2 separate regions of the Homo sapiens genome follow, and region 2 is linked to region 1. Evidence: read pairs that join two places in POLR2A ChIA-PET (ENCODE). Cell type or tissue: PC-3. All regions are shown on one strand. Links, peaks and the distances in the headings refer to the core of each region. The heading gives the core; the rest is flanking DNA. Region 1 holds the start of LOC107984709 (a long non-coding RNA gene). Region 2 overlaps RAD51B-AS1 (RAD51B antisense RNA 1).

Evidence for each region. Peaks named below come from ENCODE experiments on the same cell type or tissue, not always from the same donor. Only the 100,000 strongest peaks of a DNase experiment are listed, where the experiment ranks them.
Region 2: POLR2A ChIA-PET joins it to region 1 with 6 read pairs; 23 of 35 experiments call an interaction of 5 or more read pairs at or near these places.

What each region holds. Positions count from the first base shown.
Region 1 is chr14:68,778,608-68,781,524 of GRCh38, forward strand. It overlaps LOC107984709 (a long non-coding RNA gene), which reads right to left and starts at 1,590. Exons shown (of 2, transcript XR_001750793.2): 1 at 1,475-1,590. RefSeq lists an enhancer at 2,171-2,672. In PC-3, for the core only: no CTCF peak of the experiment used is centred there; a DNase peak (open chromatin) is centred at 1,544; H3K4me3 peaks cover 1,178 bases; H3K27ac peaks cover 2,500 bases.
Region 2 is chr14:68,665,622-68,668,538 of GRCh38, forward strand. All of the region lies in intron 2 of RAD51B-AS1 (RAD51B antisense RNA 1), which reads right to left. It also overlaps a transcript of RAD51B not described here. Among named protein-coding and RNA genes, the nearest start is that of RAD51B-AS1, 18 kb to the right of the region's middle. In PC-3, for the core only: no CTCF peak of the experiment used is centred there; no DNase peak of the experiment used is centred there.

The DNA.
Region 1 (2,917 bases), core at 153-2,652:
TTAGATGGCTAAAACATATCAGGAAAGAAATCCTCAATTGTTCATTTGTGCCAGGGTTGAATGAGCTATATTTAACCTGATGATTATTTAATTAAATAGTTCCCTTGGAGTCTCTCTGCAGTCCTTATAATTTGTTATACAGAATACAATAGTAATTCATTTGCACTTGTATAATATTTACTCTTTGCTTCCCAGGGCTACTTTTTTTTTTTTTTTCAGTTTCGACAGGCCTAGAACCCCTAATAAAAGAGAGTTGAACAAACAGTTTGAGAACAGAGGAGTGAGTACAAACACAGAGTACTTGAATCACAAGATAGTCCAGCTGGAAGGAGCCTTGAAGATAACTGAATTCAACTCTGTCTTTTTACAAATGAAGCAACTGAGACCCAAAAAGGTCGGGTGACTCACCCCAGGACAAACAGCCGGAGAGGGGCCACATGTCCAATTCCTAATACTCATTCCACTACTCATTAACCTCAGGACACCACGGCTCCCTCAAACACCCACAGCCAGCTTTTGAAGGGCTAATCCCTTAGAATCGTGGGCTCTTAGAAGCTATGACACCTGTACCAATAGAAAAATCATCCATTCAGTAGGTAAGTGCCTGCTGAGTGCCAGGCATCAGCGTTGACATGAAATAGAACGGTGAACAGGAGGCTGGGCGCGGTGGCTCATGCCTGTAATCCCAGCACTTTGGGAGGCTGAGACAGATGGATCACTCGAGGTCAGGAGTTCGAGACCAGCCTGGCCAACATGGTCAAACCCTGTCTCTACTAACAATACAAAACTTAGCCAGGCATGGTGGCAGGCGCCTGTAGTCCCAGCTACTCAGGAGACTGAGGCAGAAAAATCACTTGAACCCTAGAGGTGGAGGTTGCAGTGAACCGAGATCGAGCCACTGCACTCCAGCCTGGGTGACAGAGTGAGATTCTGCTTCAAACCAAAACAAAACAAAACAAAAAAATTAACAAGAGCCCAGGCTCCTGCCTCACCAGATTTACCTTCAAGCTGGATGAGATAATGACAGACAAGTCAAGAATTAAATGAACTTGGCACTTTCTGAGAGTAATAAGTACTGAAATATTAAACCAGAATGGTAGATAGAGAGTGAGGAGGAGGGGGCTGCTTTGGATAGGATGTCAGAGAATCACTCTGCAATGTCCCTAACCCAGGAGAGGGAGAGTCGGGTAGGGGGAACACCTAGCTTTTGTTTGAACATTACTAACAACAGGAACTCCACTACCTCCAAAGGCCAGCTCAGTGTCTTAAAAAGGTCTTCCCCGGACTGAGCCAAAATCTGCCTCCCTGTGACTTCAAACTTCAGTAACTCATTCTCTGAGCATCACAAAAACCAGTCAGCTAATAAGTAGCATGTTCAAATGCAAAGCACATCCTAAATTAAGACAGTTGCTGCAATGCTTCAATTTGAAATAGCGTGTTTGGGAAAATACGACATACCAGGAGAATGACTTACATGTTCACATTCAGCCTGCAGTTCATAAAAGTGTTTAAAACCACCACTTCAAAGGATGTTCCGACAGCCAGCTTCTAGAGTCCCAAACCCGTCTGTGTGAGTCACCTGACATCAGTGACAGGACATACCAACTCCCTTCCGTCTGTAACTCTAGTTGGGGTTTTATAGCAACAACACTGCCAGTTCCGTTGCCCTGTCATTCGGCATGGCAAAGGAAATTTGGCTCTGTGCATTTTGCTTTCTAAGATATTCATGGAATCATGAAACAAACTACTCTTTGGCTCCCACCCTCTATCTCACAGAGAAGAAAATGGAAGCCTGGAAATAGAAAGTGACCATCAAGTTTCATCAGCAAGCAATGGCCAGGGTAGGACTTGTTCCCTTCAGCCTCCAAACTGGTGGCAGCTGCAACAATGCGTAAGCCCCAGGTTTGCTTGTATGTGGGGATGGACTTCTAAGCCTCCAGAGATAGTTAGTGCATACTTATGAAGAGAAAACCCAGCTCCCTAACTCCCTTTCATGTGAACCTGCACTCCAGCGATCTCCCCAGAAGGTCCCCAGCACCATACGCTGCTGAAGGGGTTTCCATTCAAGTGTGGGCACATTGTTTGGGTTGCAGGTGTCATCCGTTGTGTGGGAAGATGCAGCTCCTGCTCCAAACCAACCCAAAAGCTACAGGATGCACAGAGAGAAGCAGGGGTTAGGGACAACACCAAAGTTGGCACTATTTCAGCTTTTACCCAAGTCTAATAGTCTGACTGAACCAACTGCCTGGCTGCTCCTAATGCCTCAGAGCCCTCTAGGCTGGCCCAGTAAAATGGTTAGCAACAAAGGAAGAAAAACTGTTTAGGAGACAGGCCTTCCTGAGCCAATGAAGGAAGCCTCAGAGCCCTGCCCTCCTTCCCCCAGCTTGAGGCAGCTGGGGGAGGATCTGAGCGCTGGCTGTGCTGATCTGGCCGTGCCTCCTTCCTCCTCCCTTGCTGGCTTCTGCTGCTGGCTGGAGCTCTGAGAATCTACCATTTTTCCCCCTCTGAGCCCTGCAATCGCAGGAATAAATGACTTCCTTGAATGGAGAGGAACTGCTAGAATGCAGTTTAATCATAATGGACAGTATCTCTCAGAAAACAAGGCACCAAAAGAGGGAACACCGATGCCAGCAACCATGCTGGTGCCTTCTACAGCCAGCCCCAAGGTCACAAGTTTCAAGCAGACTATAAAGCTGCTAACTGATTAGAAAATAATCAGCTTAGCCCTTAGCAGCCTCCCTCCTGATCACACATCATGCAAGACAACACCCCTGTGAGTGATAAAATATGGTTTCCTCCACCCCAACCAGGCAGCAGCACCACTGAGACCAGGCGTGGCTTCAAAGCCACTGCTGCACCCAAAGGTGAGCCCAGCGCAGTTGCCAACACCACGTTGCACCTCAGCATTTCCGTTTGT
Region 2 (2,917 bases), core at 287-2,786, 110 kb before region 1:
TATACCAAACACATATGGAAAGGGATCATGGGGCAGCCAAAAGAATGATGAAAACTTCACATTGGTACTGCCCCTAGAGGTGCTTTTCCACGAATGGCTAGATTATGAATGTTTAAGCTTTCTTATTTAAGTGACCTTACTCCATCAGCACCCGTCCACTCTCTTCTGGTACCCATGCCCCTGTTTCTTGGGGAATCCCACACCATGCCCTGCTCTCAGTCCATGAGATTTCAGTGCAGCCAACTTTACCCCCAACTCAGGGTGAAGCACAGGACCCAGGCCTAAGCCAATCAGAGCATTAGATTCTCTTGGGCATAGTGATTGGTTTAGGAATGGACATCTGATCAATCAGAGCCAATGAGATACCTTAAGGTCTTCCCTAGGACTTCTGGGAAGGGGACTCACTCTTTCCCCCTTGAACCTGAAATCTGAGAGGTATAGAGCTGGAATTGCTGTCATTTTTCTGTCACATGAAACCTGACTCTGAAGCCAGCATAGCAGAGAGTAGAGCTGAGAGATTTTTCTGTCACATGAAACCTGACTCTGAAGCCAGCATAGCAGAGAGGAGAGCTGAGAGATGGAGAGTACCCAAGTCCTGATAACACATTATTTTATCCCTGAATCAATTTATATCTGATGCTGGCCCTAATTCTGGATCTTTTTGTTGCATGGGCCATTGGATTTCCCCTTTGCTAAAGCAGTTTGAGATGACTTTCTGTCCCTGGCAACCAAAGAGCCGTAGTTTACAGCTATTGTTTAAAAATACATTCCTAAGTGTAAATGGAACTAAGAGAAAGGAGACAGGGCCAGCAATAGATCTGTACTTTGCAAGCACAATCTATTGCTCAGGGGCACAGACAGAGGCATATCACATACTTAAATGTGAGGAGAGCAGTACTGGGAGGTCCTCAGACAGGAAGAGGGTGAACCCCAGGCAGGAAGTTCCATCAGCAAGCATCATGTCTTTGGAAATGAAATTATTAAACAACCAGACCATTTCTATTGAGTTTCGTTTTTGTTACACCCCTCTTGGTATGCTTAACATAGTAATAAGTATTACTGCTATAGTGAAACTCCCTTATTTATATCATCACAATTTCTATTTCCCTATTATTTACTCCCTTTTCCTATGAAATAATAAAAATATTTACTCATCATGAAATTACTTTCTCTAATTTAATCTGCTTTTCCCCCAGTGTATTATAAAGGTTCTCCAGAGAAACAGAACCAACAGGATCTCCCTCTATATATAGAGATAGATTAGATATGGATATACATATGTAGATGTGGACAGAAGTGATGTCTGCCTCTTTCAGGGTTGGCCTTTTAAAGCAACTCAGCAACCCTCCAGCTCTCTCTTCCCTGATGACAGCAATCCTGAAGTCACGTGTTTCAGGTGACATAACCACTGAGATGCAGGGGTTTATTTGCCACAGCAGCATAACCTTTCACATTCTGACTAATGTAGATGTATCTAGAGAGATGTAGCTATAGACGAGATGGAGAGAGATGGATTTAAGGGAATTGACGTATGTGACGGCGGTGGAGGGAGGTGGCAAATCTGAAATTTTGCAGGAAGTTAGGTGGACTGGAGAGCAAGTAAGAGTTGATGCTTCAGCCTTGAGTCCAAAGGCTGGAAACTCAGACAGAATTTCTGAAACTCAGGCAGAATTTCTGTTGCAGTCTGGAGGCAGAATTCCTTCTTCTTCAGGAAACCTCAGCCTTTGCTCTTCAGGCCTTCAACTGATTAATGAAGTCCACACCTATTTTGGCAGTTTCTCTGCTTTGCTTAAAGTCAGCTGGTTGTAAATGTTGACTTTATTGTAAATCAAATATAAAAACTACCTTCACAGAAACATCTAGACAAGTATTTGACCAAATAGCTGGGCACCATAGCCTAGCCAAGTTGACACATAAAATTAACCATTACATCCAGCTGGAGCCAATATTCCCCCATGCTCCTCCATATATTAGTGAGGGTTCAGCTTTGGATTCCCAGGCCAACACTAAGGTAGACACTGCAAATAATGAACCCTTGACAAAGCTCTGTTAGTTCCCAGATGGAAGAAAATTAATGATGATTGCTCAATTCAGTCTGGACAGAATGCTTTACTATTTCTGTTGTGGTTAAAGTATGTAAGTCAGCTCTTATTTATTATATCTCCATTGGTTTACTTTTCACTGTTTGAGGAATTCTCCTCCCAGCTACCATGCCAGAAAAACACTTACACCCTGCCCCGTGGATCCCCAAAAACTAAGGATGTATCCACAGACCTAACTGAAGGCAGATCAGCCTTCAGTAAGGTAACTCCAGCAGGAGAAAGCATTTTCCCCGTTGTGAGGCCTGTGGGAGATCCTCATCTGAGGCAGATGTAAAGAAGCACTTCCCTGGCCTGGGTCTGCTGGGAAACAAGTGATTACCAATCCTTGTGCTGTCCATGAAAGGGCCTCACCCCTGGCTGCTGAGGGTCTGGGAAATATCTGCTTCAATGAATACCCAGGTGCTCATTTTTCTTCTCCCCAGTTACCTGCTAAAGGCTCCATCTTGACATCAACCCTGGGGTCACCCTCCAGGATACTTCCTCGAAGCAGCCACATTCCTGGGGGCATCTGTGCCAGCAGGGGATGGTGGGATGGCAAATCAGCAAGTTCTGTCAGTCCTCAGCACCACTCTGTCCACAGCCTCATGAGAGTTTTGTCTGAGGACCTTCATTAGGCTTCAGGGCCTGTGGCTGATGACTCCAGGTCAAAGCCCCAGATGATACCTGCTCATCGAAAACCACGCATTCCACTCCACTTCCCGGCCTCCCCTGCCGTTAGGTGGAGGCCATATGACTAGATCCTGGCCAAACGGATGTGGACAGAGTCATGTCAGCCACTTTCAAGGCTTGTCTTTAAAAGCATCACAGCAGCCCTC